3 separate regions of the Mus musculus genome follow, and regions 2 and 3 are each linked to region 1. The links are chromatin loops, found by intact Hi-C in ENCODE. Cell type or tissue: left cerebral cortex. All regions are shown on one strand. Region 1 holds the start of Cep350 (centrosomal protein 350). Region 2 holds the start of Tor1aip1 (torsin A interacting protein 1). Region 3 overlaps Tor1aip1 (torsin A interacting protein 1).

What was found. Hi-C counts contacts between places; a loop is a spot of excess contacts. Peaks named below come from ENCODE experiments on the same cell type or tissue, not always from the same donor. Only the 100,000 strongest peaks of a DNase experiment are listed, where the experiment ranks them.
Region 2: it touches region 1 in a loop (7-fold over the local background); 16 of 42 quality-filtered maps call a loop at or near these places.
Region 3: it touches region 1 in a loop (2.2-fold over the local background); 16 of 42 quality-filtered maps call a loop at or near these places.

Annotation. Positions count from the first base shown.
Region 1 is chr1:155,972,944-155,975,443 of GRCm38, forward strand. It overlaps Cep350 (centrosomal protein 350), which reads right to left and starts at 312. Exons shown (of 38, transcript NM_001039184.1): 1 at 1-312. In left cerebral cortex, a CTCF peak has its summit at 970; DNase peaks (open chromatin) are centred at 407 and 1,201; H3K4me3 peaks cover 1,532 bases; H3K27ac peaks cover 1,379 bases.
Region 2 is chr1:156,035,328-156,037,827 of GRCm38, forward strand. Tor1aip1 (torsin A interacting protein 1) reads right to left here and starts at 1,153. Exons shown (of 10, transcript NM_001160018.1): 1 at 431-1,153. The coding sequence starts at 908. It overlaps Tor1aip2 (torsin A interacting protein 2), which reads left to right and starts at 337. Exons shown (of 7, transcript NM_172843.4): 1 at 337-781. In left cerebral cortex, a CTCF peak has its summit at 1,299; DNase peaks (open chromatin) are centred at 774 and 1,207; H3K4me3 peaks cover 2,302 bases; H3K27ac peaks cover 2,357 bases.
Region 3 is chr1:156,023,873-156,026,372 of GRCm38, forward strand. All of the region lies in intron 4 of Tor1aip1 (torsin A interacting protein 1), which reads right to left. Gm51653 (a long non-coding RNA gene) reads left to right here. Exons shown (of 3, transcript XR_003948071.1): 3 at 1,910-2,500. Among named protein-coding and RNA genes, the nearest start is that of Gm51653, 6.6 kb to the left of the region's middle. In left cerebral cortex, no CTCF peak of the experiment used is centred here; a DNase peak (open chromatin) is centred at 1,176.

The DNA of each region.
Region 1 (2,500 bases):
CCGGCCTGGCCTCCCCGCTCCGGGGACGCACCGGGTGCCCGCCTCGCCCCGGCTCCCGGGATCCGCCGGGCGGCAGGCAAGGAAGGAGAGGCGCAGAGGCGGCCTTCCTCTGCCCCGCCGCGAGCCCCCTCCCGAGCTGCGGCTCTCCGCAGTCCTCTCAGGCGCAGGTCCGGCCCCGCTCCCCCGCCCCGGGAGTCACTTCGGCAGCGGCGGCCCAGTCGCCATTACAGCTCAACAACTGACACGGAGGAGGAGCGGCGCCGGCGGCAGTGGCGGTGGCGGCGGCGCGAGGCAGGGCGGGAGCAGTCAGGGAGGGAGAGGGCGGGGGGGGGGGGAGAGAGACTCGCCAAACCTCGCGAGAACTGTCCGGAGACGGTTCCGCAGGAATGCAACCCTGGGTGAAGGCCAGCCATGTTGAGTGTGGCCGACGGAGGAGCGCGATCGGACCCGAGGCTAGAGGATGCGGGGAAGCCATCTTTGGTGTGGCGCTTTGGGAGCTCGGCGGGACTCGGGAGGAGCCAGAGTCTATCCGCAGAGGAGACCACCCCCTTCCCTTTGACGCTAATTGGGCCTTCTGGCTGAGCGGGTCACCCCCGAGCCAAAACACGCTGAGGACTTGACAAGGGTGACCCAGGGATCCGGGACCCGGCAGACGATTCAGAAGGAATCGTCACTCTAGGCGGATCGGAGTAACCGCAGCTTTGCGGCTGCTCGCTGCTGTCACTGCGGCCCTCTCATTGGCCAGGGGTTTACAGTTCTGTTCAGCACGCACACTGATGGCTTAAGCTCTTTCCAAAACAAGCAAAAACTACGTTTCCTTTCCCTTCGGTGTTGTGGTTTGAGAAGCCCTCTGGGGTCAACATATTTTCTCTTAGCTTTGTCTTTGTCACCAGCCTCCGCTTGGTGAATTTTATCGTCTGTCAAGACTGTAAAGGACAGCTTTTCTGCGAATAATGCCTGACACCTTCCGCTAGGTGCTCACTGCAGCTAAGCTCTCCACCTTCTGGGCTCCGATAGTTACTTTGCCTCGAAATTATTTCTCATCTAAAGTACCATGGGTGTCTTAAAGTCTCCTTTTTCTATGTATACCCAGTAGGGCCTGGCACAGTAACTACAACACTGTAGATGTTCAATAAATGTTCGCTACCTTGACCATATCAATAAAAGCAGACGACAATAACTGATCCTCCCCATAAGACAGCCGCGCCTCAGCAGGAACTACGTGAATGTACAAAAGTCCTGCACATATGTCAATGTATACACCCTCCCTGAGAACAGCACTTCAGCAAAGAATGAGAGTTGTGGAGATCCCGAGTACGCAAGCAGTAGCAAGAAAAAGATTTGAAAGGTGGAACTGCGGCAGGGAAATGGATTAGCAGGTAAAGGGAATTGCCACCACGCCTGGCGATCTTAGTTTGATCCCCGGACCCAGAATGGTGGACCAAGAGAGCAGATTCCTCTAAGGTGTCCTCTGATCTGCATTGCGTGCAGGTGCATGAGAAGACATGTATGATTACATACATACATACATACATACATGTAATAAAAAGAAAAGTGAAATTTACCTTTTCTCCAGCCTAGTTATTTTAAAGAACGTATCCAATCCCCTTATTGAGTTATGATTACTTTTTAATAGTGGGTTCTGAAACACTATCTGCCCAATATTATAGCACCAATCAATGGGAAATAATCTCCTTTACTCTAAAGCTAACATAGTTTCCCACCTCCTACGTTACCTCGTGATCAACAGAAAGGCAATGAGGTTTTTGTTATGGTGTCAGCATTGCTCTCTGCTATCAGCCTGAACTCCTGTTTTCATCAAATTTCCAGCATTGGTTCTCAACTGCGCTCTCTCTCTCTCTCTCTCTCTCTCTCACTCTCTCTCTCTCTCTCTCTCTCTCTCTCTCTCTCTCTCTCTCTCTCAGAAGATCCTGCAGGTTGGCATGGAACTCACAGTCTTCCTGAGTGCTAGGATCACAGACCTGCACCACCATGCCTAGATACTAGATAATCTCTCTTCTTTTTGACACTCTGTGATTTCTTTTTACTCCCTCAAGAATATTGGCTTTCAAGTGTATCATAGTCTGTTCGTTTCCCTCACAGTTTTATGAAAGTAGCCACATTCCTCCAGTGCAAATGATTAAATCAGTACGTTCAGAGGGTGCCTCAAGTTTTATCCCTACCCTGCCTCCAGCTGCCAAGATAAGATTAGTGGAAACTTCTCACTTCCTGCTGGCAAAGCTTTTCTCTCTCCATCTCCCTGAAGATGGTACAATAAAGTAGAAAATGCTCTCAACACTTGTGTGTCCTCTGAGCCCTCCAGACCCTCCACTTAATGCCTATGAATCCAAGCTAATGTATCTATTCAATAGGATTGTCTTGAAAAGCCAGGCATAGTGACACATGCCAGTAAGCCCAACCTGGAAGGCTGAGACGGGAGAATTGCCATGAGTTTGGGTGTTTATACATTGCAGTTGTTCTATCTGCAAACTCCACAATG
Region 2 (2,500 bases), 62 kb after region 1:
CCCCCGAGATTTAAAAAAAAAAAAAAAAAAAAAAAAAAGGAAATGGAAGTGGCTTCAGTAGAAACTTCAGAGGACGGAAATGAAACCGAGCGCAGAGTAGTTTGGGGCTCCGACAATGGCTTAGCCGCCGACCTCTAGCAAAAGCCTACAGAAAGAGGAGACCTAGACCCCCCAAACTGAAGCTCCAGGACTAGGCAGAGCTGCCCGCCTCCGCTCGGGTCACTTCGCACCACCACCTTCCCGCGCGGCCCACTGCGTCCTTCCCTCTTGAGGGTCCGGGTGGACTCAATCCGGGAGTGCGCGCCCAAAGGGCCGCAGAAATCACCAGGACCCAGGCGGGGCCGGAGCGGGGCCGGCCTCCACGGGGGCGCGCCTGCCGCCGCGTGCCCGCCGCCGCGCGCGCTCCCGAGCCCGCAGCCGAGACTGTTACCTTCGCGGTCCTCACTGGAGGACGGAGAGTCCCGTAACCCTCGGCCGCTCGTGGCCGGAGACAGCTGCGGCTGCTGTGAGTGCTGCTCAAGGCGAGCAGACCTCCGCGTCTTCATCTCCTCGGCTTCCTGGGCTCGCCGCTGCCTCCGTGGTCGAGAGCGAAGGTTGTAAGCGCTTTCTCTCACTTCCTCTCCCGCAGAAGCCGGCCGGAACTTTTCTGGCGGGGTTCGTCTCCCCCCCGGAGACCTTTCTTTGGCCGCCCGGGGCTCGAAGTCGCCGTACACTTCTGCCGGCTCCTCTGAAAACCTCACTTCCCGTCGTCCGCGGCGCGACGGGTGAGCTCCGTACGCAGGCGCGTCACTGCTGTCGCCATTTCGCGGGTCGAGCCTCCGCCTTCCCTCCCGGATGGGGGCTCTGGGTGTGACGTAGATGGCCCAACCTTCTCCGGGCCCCTCGGCCTGCCACCTTTCTCCCGCCATAGTTGTTTACGTAGCTGGTAGTCGGTTCGTGGCGATAGATTGGCCGCAGATAGATTCCGCTGCGGGTAGTGGCGATGGCTTCGGGGAGGTTGTCGCAGTGGTCAGGGAGGCAGTTGAGAGTCGCCGGGGCCGCCGCCTGCGTCCTCGCTCGTGTGCCACCAACCAGCCTCCAGGCCCATGGTGTGTCCTGAGGGCTGTCGGAGAGGCAGTGCCCGAGCTGGGTCAGCTGCTGCGGGTCACTCCCGCCTCCTGGCTGAAGGCACCAAAGAGGAGGAGAAGGGGGAGGAGGACGTCTCTGTCCTTGGCCTTGGAGGGAAAGGTGGGGGCGACCAGGAGGTGGTAGGACAAGTGGCCTGTGCCAAGCTGCTGATGGCCAGTTGCCCACCACCGGGGGCGCTGGTCCTGGCTCCCAGAGGCTTTGGGAAAGGGCAAGTTTCAGTCCTTGATCCCAAGCTGTTGCGCAGTTCCCCTGCTACTTTGGCCACTCCTTTTCAAATGTCCCTGGGAGGAGAAATGATCAGAAAGGCAATTCTGCATGTCATCTTATGGCGAAAATTATAGTTTCATGGACCTTTATGAAATTGCTTTTACCCAGTTTAAAATTTTTATTCACCTGTTGACCCTTTAAAATTGTGTTTAGTTACACTCTTGGGGTGTGTTTCCATTTTTGAGTCGTAGCCATATCAACCATATTCTTGAATTTTCACGTGAATGGTATACCAATAAGCTATACCCTAGCCCTAAAAAAAAAAAAAATCGATTTTGAGTTTTTATTTGGAAGCCACATAACAGTGATTTTGAAAAAAAACTTAAAAGTATTTGCCTTTTTCCAGTATTTTAAATAATGACCTTAAGTTGTTACTCAAACTTAGACAAATTCCCAGTTACTAGAATTTTCACAAATAGTCTATAAATTTGGTCAGCAACACAGATGACTCAAGAGTCATGTTTGGAGCTTCATTTAGCATTGTTTATTAACTACAAAGAAGGGGAGCCATAAGGAGACAGCTGCCCTTTTTTTAAAGATGTGTGTGTGTGTGTGTGTGTGTGTGTAAGTGAGTGAAAGGAGGGAGGGAGGGTGATCTCTGCCTGTCCTGGAACTGTAGACTAGACTGGCCTCAGCCTCACAGAGATCAACCTGCCGCTGCTCCCCAAACGCTAGGATTAAGGGTGTGGGCCACCACACTTGGTAGCACTTTTTTAGAAAACAAAACTTAAGGAAAAACGAAAGTGATACTCATTCGTGGTAGCCTGAAAACTGGGTGTGGCTTTTTTTTTTCTACAAAACGCTGAGAAGTACTGATAACTTGGTAATGTTTGGCTTGTGTCTTTTCCAGTAATGCTTTGTTTGTAAAGTGCCTATTTACACAGTCAACAATCACAAAAATTCTTTAATAGATGTACAGCAGTGAAAGGATATAAATTTTTGTAGTGTTTATATTCTAAGCTCATAAGGCAGTGTGTGCAACAGATGACTAAAGACACCTGGGTGCTGGCTTGTTAAACTCTGGTTTGAAGGATACATGAAAAAGAAAGTGAAGAGGTTCTATACATAATTGGTCAATCAGAGAAAATGAGAGGTTACAAAGATT
Region 3 (2,500 bases), 51 kb after region 1:
GCGTCTGAAGACAGCTACAGTGTACTTACATATAATAAATAAATAAATCTAAAACAAACAAACACTCATTTTTACTGAAGTGTATTTGTAAAGTGCCTGCAGAGGCCAGAGCTGCCTGACATGATGACATGATGCTGGAAATGAACTCAGGTCTTCAAATCCAATCTTTCTAGCTCCAGGGATTTAATTTTCTTTTTTGTTTGTTTTGAGTTTTTGAGGCAGAATTTTAAACAGCCCAGGATAAGCTCAAATTTGCTACTTAGTCAAGGCTGGCTTCAAATGTCTCACCCTATTATATCCATCTCTTGAATGCTGGTATCACAGGTGTATAGAACTATGCCTGGCTATTTTTTTTCCCTTTCATAGGTCTGTTGGTATTCTAAATATAACTTATGTGCAGAAAACATTAAATTGCACATTGACAAATATTCCAGATTTGTACAGATCCACAGGTTTTCCCATTCCAATTCTCTCATTTACCAGACTCTCGACTCCCTTCAGAAGCCTAACAAGCTGAAGGAACAAAAGGTCCTTAGTGCACGGGTGTGACAAAGGTGACAAAAAGGTCCTTAGTGCACGGGTGTGACAAAGGTGACAAAAAGGTCCTTAGTGCACGGGTGTGACAAAGGTGACAAAAAGGTCCTTAGTGCACGGGTGTGACAAAGAGGAAGCATGAGCAGAAAGAACAAATTCCCTTTAGATCCAGCAAGTGATGTACATCGCTGTTCTTCAAAAATGAGGACGTTAAAGACAATCAAACATATTAACCAAACTCTAAGACCTTCAGGTCTTTCACATGGGCGTTTATGATGCTTGTGTGTTCCCCCACCACCACCTCTCTCCCTCCCTTCTTCCTCCCCTCCCACCTCAGTTCTTTGAAACGGTTTCACTGTGTAGCCCTGGCTGTCCTGGAAGTAACTCTGTAGACTAGGCTGGCTTCAAACTCAAGGGATCCACCTGCCTCTGCCAAGTGCTGGGATTAAAAGTGTGCACCCCCACCACCCAGTAGTTTGTTTTTTTCAATAATGGAAGTTACACCCAAATGTAAGCGTAACTGGGCAAAAATACTGACTAAAACTGTGGGAGACTAGGATGACTCAGACTTTACAGAATTGGGAGAGTATTTCTTTTCAACTCTTCTCTCCATCTGCTTTCTCAACGGGCATAAAAGCTTTCAGCATCACAACAGTGTTTACTGCCAAACCTAAGCAAAGTCAACTGAAGGCACAAGGAGGCCCCTCGAGTGGAATGGTGGTTACGTAGGAGGCTGAAACACAAAGCTTGCAGGCGAGCCACAGGCTTCTCTCCTTTGCTACGGTGCTGAAGAGTGAACTTAGCACATTGCTGGGCAAAGCACTGTTCAGATGAGCTGACCTGCACTCCTGACTCAAGTTCCCAAACTAGACACTATCAGACAGCAACCCCTGACTACTGAAATACTTCCTGTAGCCAGTGAGGTTTATTTCATAACAGCGTTAAGTGGACCTGCCTAGCTCTAAGTTCCTTTTTGCTCTTTACCATGACATTGGATTGTTAACAGTTGCAATTCTCCAATAAACGTTGTTTTGGAGAGTTGATTTTCATGTTGCTCATTTTTGGCTGACAGGTGGAAGTATGATTTCAGAAAGTGATTCTAAATATTTTACTATGAATTTGGAATTTTTCACATCAATTTAATTAGGTTAATATAATATTAGTAGAAGTCTTAAAGCTCTTTTGAAAATAGTAGAAGTTATAAATTAGTATCTAAAATATACCTGTCAACATTTTTGCTAGAAAACAGAAAACCAACCACTCTGAGAAACTTGCCACCAGCACCCCACTTCTCCCAGACAGCGAATCTAGTCCACAACACGCTGTGTTAGACCGGGTGCCCAGGACTCAGCCTTCATTTTCTTTTTCTTTAAAGTAAAATGCAAAGTTGCTGGTATGGTGCTGCACAACCAGGATTCCAACATTCAGGAGTGGCTCGGGCAGGAGAATCCCAGGGAGTTTAAGCCAGCCTACGCTATATAGTAAGACTGCAGCTCGAAACTGTTTCTCTCCCTCTCCCTCTCCCCACAGCCCCCAACCCAGGAATAGGAAAATGATTAAAATGTTATTTATATTCTGTATTAGAGGAACTGTTCACTATTTAAAGTCTTTTTTCATCCTTTAGATGTTACTAGTTTAAACTTTTAAATCACATGTATTTACCAGTGCTTGTGTAATCAGGGACAAGAGGCAGCAGCTGCTCCTCTCTCCACCATGTGAGTCCCAGGGATTGGACTCAGGCTGCTACCATTGCAGCCACTGTCATGGCCCCTTCAACCACTTCACGGGCCCCTTAAGTTTTTCCTTTCTTTTTTCTCTTTGAGTGAACTCACGGATATTCTCCTGCCTCTGACTCTTCAATGCTAGGATTAAAGGCATGCACTATCATGCTCAGCTCTGAAATTTTATTTTCAAAGCACTAAATTATTATAATATTTTACCTTTTTATATAGCAGTTTTAGTTTAT